Regions from separate parts of the Mus musculus genome. Here region 1 is linked to region 2. Evidence: chromatin contacts called from ENCODE Hi-C or POLR2A ChIA-PET data. All regions are on one chromosome and are shown on one strand. Each heading gives the region's core, a stretch centred on a gene start or an enhancer-like site at or near the end of the contact. The rest is flanking DNA. Distances are from core to core; before and after follow the strand shown.

Region 1 (7,687 bases), core at 1,410-3,909, 41 kb after region 2:
GCTCTGTGGCTCTCGCCCGTTCCAGAAGCTGCTGGCCTCTGTGTTCCACACTCTCACCCGCAGACCGCCGGCCGCAGGGTCTCGGAACCAAGGTGACCCCCGCAGAACGTGAGGCAGAAGCCTCCCGGGCTGTGCAGACACCTGTGCTCTGACCAGGAAGGTGGCAGGTAGGGGTGGGTTGTTAAAAGGTCTTGGGTATCCCAAGCTAGTCCAGATCTCACCAAGCAACTAAAGAGTACCTCAATGGCTGATCCTTCTGACTCTACTTACCAAGTTATACCACTAGAGACGGCTACATTGGGTTTTTTTTTAAGGGTGTGTGTGTGTTTCTGTTATTGTTGTTATTCATCTGTTTTACAGGTATAAATGTTTTACCTGTATTTATGTGTGCTAAATGAGTGCAATACTCTCAAAGCCAGAAGAGGGCCTCAGACCCTCTGGGACTGGAGTTACAGACAGTTGTGAGCTACCACGTGGGTAATGGGAATTGAAACTTGATCCTCTGGGAGAGCAGCTAGTGTACTTAAGCGTGAACCATCTCTCCAGCCCCTGTTTGTTTGTCTTTTTGAGACAAACTCTCACTATATAGCCCTGGCTGCCCTAGAATTCACTGTGGAGACCAGGCTGGTCTCAAATACACATATCTGCCTTCCTCTGCCTCTCAGGTGTGAGCCACCATGCCTAGTGTCAAAAACAAATTATTAAAAAGAAAATCCAAGTACATTTTTTAAAATCTGTCTGTGCAATCCCCATCACCCTTCCGATGTCCATCAAGTACCTTTATTGGTGGAAATATTTACCAATATTACCTTCCTTCTTAACTTCTCACCTTAATACCACTGACTTCAAAAACCTGCCTGTTCAGCTTCCACCTTGCTGTCTCCTCTAATTACTCTTCTCAGCACACTGAAGGCACCTGAGTATTGATCCTTCACAGGGTTCTCAGGTACCCTGGCCAATGACCAGTGTTTCAAGTAAGGGAAGGAGGAAGCTGCCAAGAGAACCTTAGAAAGGGCTTCTAAAGCTTGTGGTTTCTGGAGAGCAATCTTTAGGAAAGAACCCCCAGACAAGGTTAAATAAGATGGAAAGAGAAGGAGAAAGAATCTTGAAAGAATATGAACCTTTGGCTGATGTACAGGAGCTCGGAGCATCAGAGCTCTGTTACCCTCAGAACAGGTAGCCAAGCTTTCGCCACCCCCAATCGATGACCACCATAGGAACATAGAGAGAATGGTGGTCTTGAAGTCTCTCAGCAGGTGATTCGCTGCCATCAGAGATTAACAAGCATCCAGAAAGGACTCTGAAACACCCATGTAGCAGATAGATAGATGCTCCAGCTCACAGAGGAACTCAGGTGGAGTACCAACAGCAGTGACTCCTACCATAGTGATGGACAGGAAGAGGAAATGGAGGAGAGACAAAAGAGGGAAAGGTGATCACGAACAAACACAGGCAGGTATTTAAATGATTAGGTCACCCTGGCTTGGAAGAGTTCCGGTTCAGGCTAAGGCAGCCTCTACGCTCAGTTATGGTAGGACACAGTAAATCAACTACAGTCATCTGAAGGCATTTCAAAATTCCAAAATGTTTAGCATGGGAGCAGGGATTCCTGCTTAGATGCGCATTCAGCCGGATCTGAATTCCCAAGAGAGTTAGAGGAGCAGATATCCTTAAAGTCTTCTAAAGCTAATTCTTTCCCCATACAACTGTGAACCTTAAAAGCAGCTGCTAGGCTTCCCCAGAGATGGTTTAGTTTTGGAATCATATAAAAGGATTCCTTGGTCCAGTGGTACAGATTACCCTCAGAGCTAAGAGGCTCTGTAAATTATGCTATTGAAACCTTCGCACTTCCTCGTTCTGATCTCTCCCTGTCATCAGCAAGTGTAATTCCCAAAGTTCCCTCTTCAGTCAGTCCTTCTCTGCAGGCGCACCTCCAAGACTGGGCTTGAATCAGGGTAACAGGCTGATTACATGTTTGCCGAATTATTTTAGATGCAGTTTTAAGACAACAACAAAAGTTTGTCACTTCGACTTTCTTTTTCATTACATTCTGATCATATTGCATTTTTAAATCTCCGAGTGCATGCGTGCCTGGGACATGTGTGGTAGTCAGAAGACAACCTATGATGTTAGCCTTGTTTGAGACAGGATTCCTTGTGATCAGCTGCTACACAGTTGCGGTGACCCCTAAATTTCCAGAGATCACCCTGCCCCCAACTACCATCTCACATAGTAGCTATCGTGGGATTATAGACACATGTTCCCATATCTATCCTTTGTAGGATTCTGAGATGTGAACTCAGGTGCGGCCTCCCACACACACAGCAAGTGCTTTAACAACTGAGCCACCTCCTCAGCTCCCGATCAGACGTCTATACTCAACAAAAGTCGTATTTTTCTCCCTAATACTCCTACAGCATAAAAAGGTAGAATCTCCAAACCAAATAGTAAACATTGTTGAGAGCCATTAGCACAAAATAGACATCGGTAGGAGGAAAAATGTTTTATAACACTTGTATGCCCGGAAAAAGTGAAAGTAGAAGAGACATTTAAGAAGTCTCTCTTCTTACTGAGCAACTTGTTTCTCCCCAAAAATTTGTGGCTCCAGTGACAGTCATCAGGAAATTTGGTGATGTCATTTCCTTCGACTTGGCCAGTTACATAAATGCTGGATAATAGCCAACTAAAACAGTCCTCAAACAGATGGCCATGTGTGTAAATGCCAGAAAGTGAGACCAGCTATTTGCAGTTCTATTTTTTTTACCCCACACATGGTATAATGTTTATTTTATAGCCTCTCTTATGGACTTATGTGGATCATTCCTGTCATTTTTTTTTTTTTAGGGGCAGGATAGTTCCCCAAGGAAGCAGTCATAAAACACAAAACACAGATCACGAAGTCATGAAAACTAAGGTGTGGAGCAGAAGCGAGCAGCATCACTGCAAGAGCGTAAACCGTCAGAGTGGCCTGCGAAGTGCACTTCATACTGTCGAACACTCTAGAAATGACGTGTCTGAAACCATCAGGAGATTTCAAGCATGGGAGATTTTACAAGGGGGCAAATGAAAGCACTCAGGGGGAGGTCCTAAAGAAGTTAGAAGTAGTATGTTTACAGGGATTTTATAGGGGTTGCAAGAGTGCATACTTCATAGACTAACTTTTATCCCTTCAAAGCACAAGTAAATTTGGCCACAGAGCATCTTCCCAGCAACAGTGACCTGTACCTCTCCTTGTTCCAAGTCCATATTGATGTAATCAAGAGAAGTTTACACTTTTGTAACTGTGAAGAATTTCAGTTATGCATAATAAAACACAGCACGGAGCTTAAGGCTTTTCAGCTTCAAACACAGACTTCGGCTCTGGTTTGCAAGGACTGATAATAGCATTTCCTTTGTGTTCTCTTAGTAGTGGGTTCAGCAAATGCTATGGTGGTTCAAAGAAAAGTAAATAAAACCTTTCCAAACTCCACCATTCAGCTTCCTTTGATATTTCAATACTTCAATTAAATAAGGCAGGCAAAGTTTGCTGTGTCTACCTTCTCACACCAGGTAACTTAGAGGTAAGAGGAGAGAAGCAGTAAGTGGTGAAGAGAATGACGATGCTCCTGGCTGCTTTCTTCATCATGAAAATATTTTCTCCTTGGTATTCAAAGAATTTAATTTCTCTTCCACCCATCGAATTCCCAAAGTATGTAGCTACACATCATAACTTCCACCTAAATATATAGCAGTAAGTCACTGAATTATTTGTTCATAAATCTTAATTAATTATGGTCTGAAGACTAAGCTGGAAGTTGCTGATGGAGAAATACCAGCTGTGCGCTCCTTAACGCTTTCTACACTCCATTTTCATCTTATTTCTTTGTTCTGTTTAATGTTTCTACCTAGCGCTGTGCTAGTCTAACCTTTCAATCCCCACCCCCACCCCACCCCCAAATGTTTAGAAGCCTGCCATTTCCCATGAGTCTTCCATACCCTTCGGTCAGGGCAGGACAGTGTCAGAGGCCCTGTCATCTTTAGGTAAGATGGTGTCCTCAAAAGGTTCCGTGCTTATTTTGGATGCTGCAGCCTGAACTCCACCAAGCACAGTAATAAGTTCCATATGCCCCCCCCCCTTTTTTAGAACACATTTTCAAAGCAGCAAATGTTTTGACGGATTGGCTCTTAGAGAGCCTAAATACTGTTCTACACATCGTTTAGCATTTCACAAGGCCCCTACTGTTAAAGTCTGGGAATGAGGCCAGGGTAACCTACCTACAGTGCTCTAAGTAATGTGAAAATATTGAGAATTCTTAACCATCCTGCTTCTCTGAGATGTATTTGGAATGTGAAGATTTCTTCTTCACTGCCATGGAACTGTGTGAATGTGTGGGCGTGAGCACATCTAAGTTAAAAAAAAAAAAGTATTGGGCCTTTAGAGTCAATAAATTAACCAAAAACCTCCATGATGAGTTTTCTAGATGTTTGAACTTTTAAAGTTTCCGTCTAAAGTAGGTGGTGTAATCTGATCTTAAGTGTAGGAGTGCATGTGTGTGTGTGTGTGTGTGTGTGTGTGTGTGTGTGCCTGTATAAGCATGACTTTGTGTGTGTGTGTGGGGGGGGGGGGGGATGAAGTATTTAGAAATACCACACAAGTCAAACAATAACTTTTAATATTGCTATTTGTAGGTGAAAAGTTCCATTATTTCCCTAATATTATCTCTGAACATCTTATATATGAATTATTTCCTTCTTTCTTTTGCTATTGTTATCATTGCTGCTGCTGCTGTTGCTGCTGCTGCTATTTGCTCTCAGTTTTGGAGGTGGGCCTTGGACTTGTGGTCCTCCTGCTTCAGCCTCTTGAATGCCTAGATAACCCATGTGTTGAATACTCATTATTTAGCAGCATATTCTACAGATTTGTTTAAACATGGATCTCATCTGAACTAACTCTCTGACTCTTTCCTAGGTCCCAATTTGAATAATATGGAGTTAGAACCTGAAATTTCTATTTTAAATATATATGTTTTAATTTTCATGTGATTGATACATTCAAAGAAACAATATTTTCTTGGCCAGTCTATATAATCATCTAAAATTAATCAAGTATGATTAATTCGGGATCTTGTATTTTTATGCTATGGTTAGTAATTAGTTTATAACCGACTGATATTTGAAAGGACAGTAATGGACCTCTTTTTAAACAAGTATTTTTATTAATTTTTGGGATTTTCATACAATGTATTTTTATTTAACTCATGGTCCTCTTGACTCTTCTCCTTGTCTCCACCTTTCCCTTCTACACAATGACTTTTCTTCCTTTTTCCCAGCCCCCAATTGAATCAAGTTTCTGTTGTGTAACTACTCTTGGAACTAAGTGAAATTTCTAGTTTTAAGAATTGTCTTTGGTACCCAATATGAAAATGAGGGACTCATAGGAAACACATCACAACCTGAACCCTAACTGAACTGTATTTGGGTACAGCTGCCACCTCTGTACCTGTTTTCCTTTTAAATGATTAGTTCCCAAATGTCTTTCATATAATCCATTCTTCTATTAAAATCTTATATATGCTTTGGCATCTATTATTTGTTACCTATTTAAAGAAAATGCTATACATAGTAATCAATTCATAGTGATATACCTATTATCATTATTATTATTATTATTATTATTATTATTATTATTATATTCTTGATAAGAAAATGCATGGTAACATGCTTCCTCACAAATGTAGCTTATGAGGAAGGAGGTGTAAATAAGTTGGAAGATACAACATTAAGAATGATTCAAGGGGGCTGGAGAGATGGCTCAGCAGTTAAGAGCACTTAGCTGTTCTTCCAGAGGTCCTGAATTCAATTCCCAGCAACCACATGGTAGCTTACATCCATCTGTAATGGGATCTGATGCTCTTTTCTGATATGTCTGAAGACATATACAGTGTACTTATATACATAAAATAAATAAATAATTTTTAAAAAGAATGACTCAAGGATTGCTGAAACAAGAGTAGTACATTCCAATGGACTCTGGTAATATCAATAGGATGGTAGGCATGTATTACCTGGTTTATTAAGTATGGAAACCATAAGGAATATATCAACATCAAAGAGTACAGTAAGTTCTTATATTAAAATCAATTGCACAATTTAAAATGTTTAGATCCTTAACTAAACTGCCAGAAATTAATTTTTCCACATCTACTACAAAAAAAATCACCTTAGAGAGTTTGTTCGAGCTGAACATAGATCAACTTTGTAGAGTCTTGTGTGGTAGGTAAATATGAAAATATTAGGCTTTGCATTGTTATTAATATGATTATTGAAATGTTAATCAATAATTGTTTATTAGCCAGGCATGTGTAACAACTTCCTCCATCCCCAGAGCAACTAATAAAATAGATAGATAAGTAATTAATAAATATAGATCTCTAATATTACTTATCACATTCTGATAGAAAAATGAAAGAGTAAGATGTCGGGGTTTTGACAGCATTATCAAAGGCAGCCAGAATGAAACCATTCACAGAAGTGATGCTTTCCAAAGACTGAATAATGAACAGGAAACTTGTGCTGGTTGCTATTTTGTGAACTGAACAAAAACTAGAGTCACCTGAAAAGCAGGAACCTCAATTAGGGAATTACTTCCATCAGACTGGCCTGTACCCATATCTGTGGGTCCCTTTCTTGGTTGATGATTGATGTGGAAGAGCCCTGCCCACTTTGGGATGTGCCATTCCTAAACAGGAGGTTGTAGTTTGTATAGGGTACTGAGCCCAGCAAACCATGGGAAGGTAACCAGTAGGCAGTGTTCGCCCATGGTCTCTGCCTCGGTTCCTGACTCTAGGCTCCTCCTACCTTGATTCCAGCCCTAAATCCCCTCAGTAGTCAGTTGTAACCTGGGATTTAGAAGATGAAATAAACCCATTCTTCCCCAAGTTGTTTTTGTTCAGTGTTTAGTCAAAATAACAGAAACTAATCTAGCACAAAGTTATAGTCTACATACAACTCTCAGAAAGAATTTGGAACAGAGGCAGGCATGTTGTGTTGTGTCCAAAAGTGGAGAGGAGCCATGTGTGTGGCCAGTGAGATGGGATGAGAGACAACAAGCACCAGACAAGCGTGATGCAGGCTTTTTTATTATTTCCTTTTAAACTGATGGTCAACATTTTCAACATATTTGCATTTTAAGAAACTAAATGGCAATTATTTTCTTTTGACGGTGGGAGCAGGAAAAGTACTTTTAAGTTATATTTTCTTTGGTTTGGTTTAGATTTTTGAGCTGGTGTCCAAGGTGGAAATTCTTTGTGGTTGGCATCTGTTCTGACTTGTAGGAGGCCTTGCCCTACGCCGTTACCCGGTTTGAAAATCCCAGCTTGAGTCTAACGTTTCATTTTTTTAACTAGGGAAAATACAGATGTGTTCTTTTAAACCTAAAACTGCGAGTATGCCCAATAGCTCATCAGAGAAGAAATCATAAAACGCTTCCTTAGCTAGAATTTCATGCTCAACTTCCTCCATGTTCCCCAGCTAATTATGCCAAGCTGTTGATGGTTGTTCGTTCGGCTTTCTAGTGGATTGCAGGATTTTCCCAGTTGAGTACAAGAACAATGCCATCTACTAAGAGGAGGGGAGCCCCTCACAAAGTGAGCACTGCCATGTGTATTCTCCTGAATAATATCTATACAGTGCACAGCAGAAAAAACAA
Region 2 (6,854 bases), core at 3,442-5,941:
CTGATTTGTCTGGAGGATTCTTGCCACTCCAGGTGTCCTGGGGAAGTCAGAGCAAGCAGATTCTTCTCAGAATTCACACACACTCATCAGCTGTCCAACTTTCTTCAGACGGCTCAGCAACAGGCAGGCACGCAGGCAGACAGCAGATTATAGGAAACACCCCCCAGCTTCCACCTCAAGCCTACTGCCACTCAGAAAAGAGGTTATCGCTACCTGGGGATCAAGTTCAGGCAATGAGAAAGAAACGACAAGTGTAAACCTCTAGGGATCCAGGACTTCCCTTTCCTCATCTTCCTCATGGTGCCTTTTGTGTGGCTTGCTGAAATACTGCAGATGCTCCACTCACGACAGTGTAGTGCAGAGCATCCCAGGGGGCAAATGTATGCTATGGATCTCTAAGCTAAGAAAGCAGCAGGAGAGAAAGGGGACCTTCTTTGCTATAATACCTAAGACTCTTCCCTTCTATGTTCTTCAAGAACCTTTCTGTTCACCTAAAAGGCAGAGTCTCTCAGCCAGCCCATAGTAGACACTACTGTTTGCTCTACATGTCTGGCCATGTCCTGCAGGAGCGTGTAGGAGGATGTTTCATTCTCCAGACAGGTCAGGCCACTCCTGCATGCTGAGCAAGTGATTCCATCTGCACAATGTCCTAACACACAGACGGGACAAGGGACATAGAAAGATAAGGGAGAACATGACTCTCTCCTTAGAAACTCAAAATTGTAACAAAGTACCTGGTAGTCCAGGGTCAAAGAGCTGGGGGCATTAGTGTCAAGTCTTAGCTGGGCGTGTGGTTGAGGAAACATGAGGAAAGACATTAAAATGCCATGTCACAGCCCAGAACAAAGGTTTTTGAAGTGTTGGGTTTTCCACTCCCATTTAAAGAGGCCATGCTCATATGAACTTATGCATGAACATATCTATTTCAGAAGCTTGAATTTAAATGCAAAATCTCAAGGTGTGCCAGGGTACCTGATGAAAGGCGGTGATTTATAAGCCTATATTAAAGCCATGAGGACCCTGTCTCAAAACAAAACTGAGCAGGCTTTTCTGCAGCATAATATAACAGGCTACACACTCAACAACCTGTCCTCCATTTGACCCGGATGCAGGTGGAGCTGAGATAATCACCAAGGATGAAAGGCAGAAGTGTATGAGGCCACATTGATTCCCCTGGTGTCGAGAAAATTCTAATGAGATGTCATAGCCATATAAAAATATTGTATTACAATTGTAATCAGCTTAAAAAAAAAAAAAAAACAAGACCCTCCTATGCTAGTCCTTCGTCCACAAGCAGGTAATAAACCTGTAAGCAATACAGGCCATTCTTGAGAGACTCTCACCCACAAATCTGCAAAGTATATTTTGCAGTTCCAGGTCAACAAAAACAGGGGTAGGTGTATGTGGTGGTTTGCATATGGTTGGCCCAGGGAGTGGCACTATTTGGAGGTGTGGCCTTTTTGGGGTAGGTGTGGCCTTGTTAGAAGTGTGTCAGTGTGGGCATGGTCTTTAAGACCCTCATTCTAGCTCCCTGGAGTCCAGTCTTTTCCTGCCTTGGATGAAGATGTAGACTGGTTAGCTCCTCCAGTCACATGTCTTCCTGGATCCTGCCATGCTTTCACCTTTATGATAATAGACAGAACCTCTGAACCTGTAAGCCAGCCCCAATTAAATGTTGTTCTTTATAAGAGTTGCTTTGGTCATGGTGTCTATTTACAGTAGTAACACTATAACTAAGACAGTGTAACCTATCAGACTTTTACTATTTTATAGACAGCCCATAGTGTACTTACTCATTCATACACTTAGACAATACCAAAATGAATGACACCATGTGATAATTTTGGAAGATGGGCTTTGGCTCCATCATGAAAGGATAAAGAACTCTCCGAAGTCTCTCTGGTTCTCTGTTCCTCCCATTAAAACAAGAGTGATAGGGGCTGGAAATGGAGCTCAGAGATTAAGAGCATATTCTACTCTTGTAAAGGACCCAAATAGGTTCCAAGCACCCACATTAGGCAGCTCACAGCAGCCTATAATCCCAGCTCCAAGAAAATCTGTTGCTTCCTTCTGGCATCTACAGGCAACTGGACATATACCCCCTGTCTTAGTAAAGGTTTTACTGCTGTGAACAGATACCGTGACCAAGGCTCTCTTATAAGGACAACATTTAATTGGGGCTGGCTTACAGGTTCAGAGGTTCAGTCCCTTATCACCAAGGTGGGAACATGGCAGCATCCAGGCAGGCATGACGCAGAAGGAGCTGAGAGTTCTACATCTTCATCTAAATTCAGACAGGAGAAGTCTGGCTTCCACAGAGAAAGGATGAGGGTCTTAAAGCCCATGCCCAAAGTGACACTCTTCCTCCAACAAGACTACACCTGCTCCAACAAAGCCACACCTCTTTAATAGTGCCACTCCCTGGGCTAAGCATATTCAAACCATCACATATTCAAACCATAACACACCCATCAAACAGATACATGGGCATAGATGTAATTAAAAATTAAAATTTATAAAAGCAGTAATGATAACAATACTGACTTCAAAAGACTTAGGGGATTCCTATGAAAATAATCTACTCAGCTATCACGCCATATAAGCAGGATTGGCCACAACCCCAGCTGTGGTTGACCATAATAGTGCACAGAGCTGCTAGCTGCCCATGGCAACTCAGTGGTGTGGCCGATGACTGTGAGCTATTGGATCCTCCCCAGTATGGCTTTGGATGACAGGTTATCCATTGGTTTGGTTAAACACGCTTTGAGATGCAGCGGCAGTCGGTGGTACTCTTACCTAGTCCTCCTCCCCTGCCTCCTCTCCCTACCCATGAGACCCACTGTGGGATGCTACCACTTTCTATTGCCCCCTCCTTTTTTTTTTTTATCCTGCTTGCTCTTTCCCCACCCCTAGTCAATATTTTTCATTTTAGTCCACCTTAGCATATCCAAGCCAACGCAACAGGTCTAAAAAATAGCATCTGCTGTGTAATAAAGAGCACTGCTTATGACTATCAACCAATTGAGTGACAGGAACCGTAAGCATGATGTCCTTGTGGGAATTCAGAGAAAGAAAAAAAAAAAAAAAACTCATTTCGAACCAATGTATATAAAGTTTCCATGGGAGAGGGATATTTTGAGCTATCTGGAAAGATCTCAAAAGTAAGCTTTACTGAAGACCGGGAACTGGCCGTTTGAGCTTGGAAAAGACTAAGCACAGAAAGAGAATCTAGAGGCTGGACATGTTTCATCATTGGCTGGCACGTAAAGTACATGCTCTGTCCCAGTTCCTCGGAGGACCAAAAGGGGAGTGTGGGACTCCACCGTGAAGGGACGCGAACTGGTCAACAAACAAATCTCAGTGGCCTGCAAAACACACAATTGTTTATCATTCGTGTGGCCCAGTAGTGGCTGTGACCGCCGCTGTGATTCTTTCTTGTGCCTTCTCACACTACTCTGTACTCAGCTGAAGGGGCTTCCCAAGGGACAGGACTTCCAGAAACATACCACAGTGTTAGAAGAGTGCAGATAAGCCACGTGGCATGTCTGCTCATAGCTCATTGGCCAAAACAAGTCACGTGGTCAACCGTGCCAGCTATAGAGCAGAGAATACCCTCTAAACACAGGAAACACTGAAAATTCCATAGCAATGCGGATATATCCTCGCTTTGTAGAAAGGAAGCCTATACAGTTAGTAAGAATAGATCAATCTACCACCAATAAGAAATTGATAAAATGCAAATGCTTACTATTTAATTAGACTTACATTACACTATCGCCAGTGTAAACGTCGGTATGGCATGGGGAGAAGGGAGAATATTGAATGGTCCAGACAGGAAGTGATGGCCGACTGTCAAACATGGGTAAAGCATATCCACAGTGAGAGCAAGGATCCTCCTGTGAGGACCAGGCGCTGCCCTTCCCGTGATGGAAGTGATCCAATGAAGTATCAATGAAGGCATATTGATAGTGGTGTATGGGCAGACAAACTGACCCGTGAAACACAATAAAAAGTTATTAAAAGCCTCTTGCAAATAGTTATCCAACTCATGATAGAAGTGTCACGACAACGTTACAAGGACAGGATTTTTTTTTCTTCTTGAAGCAATAAAACAGGACAGTGGACACTGCCTGTTATTATTTAATGGTGGCAGCGATGAGTGATAAGTCAGACTATAGCTTTTGATGGGGAGGGGAAAAAATAAATAAAACAGTCATGCCAGACAAAGAGATGACCGCAGATTAGCACTAACTTGGCAAGTATGTCTGAAATACAAGGAATGTCTCACTTCCCAGGTCATAAATACCCCCGTGCAGGTGTGTTGTTATTGTTTTGTTTTGCTTGATTTTGTTTTAACACCATGACACATCAGGGGTTGAGTGGACAGTCTTCAGCCTTACTAGATCATATAATTACTAGATCATATATAATCACTAGATCACATAACCACTGCACCATCTAGCACAGGAACAGGCGGGCAGGAAAAGCCCTCCCCTCCCGCTCTTTAACCTTCAAGTTGTTGGCTCTAACTCAGCAGTGCACCCAGTCCGCCCTTGAACATCTATTGCTGAGGGTCGTGTGCTTCTGAGCCACTTCTCAAGAGACAGAGATCTGTTGGTCAGATTATGGGCAGACCTGGTTAGTCAGTGGTTTAAAGCTACCACATCGGTGACGCAATCCCTGGAACTTTGTGGAACTTTTAAGGCCAGATTCCCTGCTGTGCGAGGTAAAGACACTCTCTCCACTTGTTCCTACTGATGAGTTGAAAAGCATTTGTTCACTTAAACAACTTTTTTTGGAGTAGGGCAAAAGGACGGACTGGGACAAGACAGTGAAATGTGAACTGAAGGGAATGGAGGGACAGGCCAAATTGGCAGATGGCACGTCTCGTTTCAGCTTTTAAAAATAATGTTGCTTTAAGAACAAGGGGGAGAAAAAAATCTCAAGCCAAGAAACATCAACAGTAAGTTTTCCTTCTTTCCCCTCTTCAGATATGCTGAAGCCAGGTTTAATTTTATGTCAGGAAAGAATTCCCTCCTGAGATTTTCCTGGCTACGGTTCAGTTGAGGATAATGTTTTCCAGCCTTGTTTCCAGAGGCCCTGAAAAGCTGAAGGGAAACGGGCAAGCAGTCTTGCAGGTCTCATCCTGAACCAGCAGGGGGCGCTGTGATGACAAAGAAATCCCGGGCCTCTCGGACCTGGGTGCTGTCTGAATGCAGGCAACTTTAGGTATCGTTTCTGAGGCTAGCTAAAACTTGAAACATTTACAAGTTGCATTTATATTTCTTACTTAATACAAAGCCTTCATGCTTCATTTTCAATCCAAAGGGGGCGGGGGCTTAGATATTTGAATAGATTTCCAGAAATGTGCAACGCCCAGCCTTCTTTCATGATTATTCAGGTCATTGTGTAGTGAGATGCCCCATGGATGTCTAAATGGGACACCCAGAGCACTTAAAAGCCATTGCAAAAATATCACCCAAATGTACCTGCCCTTGCTGAGTCATGGCTGCTAAAATCGCTTAACCGTTCGATACGCCTTTGTTTTCAAATTGCTTGAATCCACTTAAAACTTGAGGAGGAGTAAGACAGGGAAGCTAGACACACTGATTATCATCACAACCAATCTTTGACTCTGAGTTCACCAATGTGTTTGAAGTCCTACACTACATCCACACAATGTAATTCCCCCGCCAAGTTAAGAATTACGTGACTATCAGCATTGCAAAGGACTCTCAGTCTCACCTACCCCTGGGTACTCAGTTGCTTCCAGCATCTATAGAACCCTATGAATGCAACCTTACAAAGCTAACATCCAACTGTTACTAACATTGCTTGTATATAAGTCTGGGATGCCATATAGGCAATGTCTGCAGGAGTATGATGTGGAGGTTTCAAAAGATAGAAGTCCTGAATCAGTTCAGGGGACTATTTCAGAGACCCGGGTGCAGTTCTGAATGTTTATACTCCAAGCACATGGATTTTGGAGTAGGTATGTATTACTTCTCAAGAGGCAGGAGCTGAGGGGCCAGACAGAAAGAAAATAGAAAGAGATGTCATATTCATCTGCTGCTATCAAAGTTTCTCTTTCTCCTTCCTCTCTCTCCTTCCTTGCACTCTATCCATTTATCTCTGTGTCTTTCTCCATCTCCCTGTGGTAGCTGTTGGGGGCCTGTAATCTTGCTACTTATTTGCTAACATAGGCTAGCTATTGATGCTCTCTGAGAATCAGGTCCCCTGACTTCTACTCTCTCTGAAGAGCAGAGCTGAGTCTTTTAGGCCTAGTGATTTGGAAAATCTGATTTCACATCTCCAAACCACTCAAGTCCTAATTCTGGGCACGTGCATTCCATATCTTCTTGCAGCTGGAACCCCATCTTGGTAAGGCAATTGAGCAAACTCACTTACGTGCTAAGTAGCATCCTGTTAAACCCCAGGAATCCCCAGTTTTGGCTTTAAACTGAGTGACTGCTGCTTCTTGCATCCCTTCTTTCTCCAAAAGTGATCTCCTCTGTTGCCGTGACACGCAGGCAAACCTGTAGTCTTTCCTCAGCAACTGACTAAATTAGATCAAGAGTAAGGGAACAGTTCTCTGAGTACTCTTCCACAAGAGATTGTAGAGAGGAAGGCTGGGTACCCCCATTTTTCTTCCCTCTGGGAAAGAGAGAAATTGCCTTTGACTGTGTGCACACAGTATTCTGTAGCTCCTGGACCTGACCTCTTTTGTCTTGTGCTCAATAATGTTGTATAAAGAATAAGGCAGGTAAGAGCTGGCCAATGCCTCACTACTAGCTCATCTTTGACAGACTCCTCAGACTCTCAATTCAGGCACTGCATATTCACTGCCCTTGCTT

The links. Hi-C counts contacts between places; a loop is a spot of excess contacts on that map. ChIA-PET counts read pairs that join two places held with the same protein, here RNA polymerase II (POLR2A).
Region 1: a map of heart shows a loop between it and region 2 (3-fold over the local background). The contact joins two enhancer-like sites. A Hi-C loop is called at or near these places in 4 of 37 maps with a recorded cell type or tissue (all heart). POLR2A ChIA-PET finds 5 or more read pairs at or near these places in 1 of 5 experiments (Patski).

The regions. Positions count from the first base shown.
Region 1 is chr15:6,276,096-6,283,782 of GRCm38, forward strand. No RefSeq gene overlaps it. Among named protein-coding and RNA genes, the nearest start is that of Gm16311, 30 kb to the right of the region's middle. Within about 2 kb of position 2,660, at least 1 of the 3 ENCODE cell types and tissues checked has a DNase peak (open chromatin) inside an H3K27ac peak, as active enhancers do.
Region 2 is chr15:6,233,219-6,240,072 of GRCm38, forward strand. No RefSeq gene overlaps it. Among named protein-coding and RNA genes, the nearest start is that of Gm16311, 73 kb to the right of the region's middle. Within about 2 kb of position 4,692, at least 1 of the 3 ENCODE cell types and tissues checked has a DNase peak (open chromatin) inside an H3K27ac peak, as active enhancers do.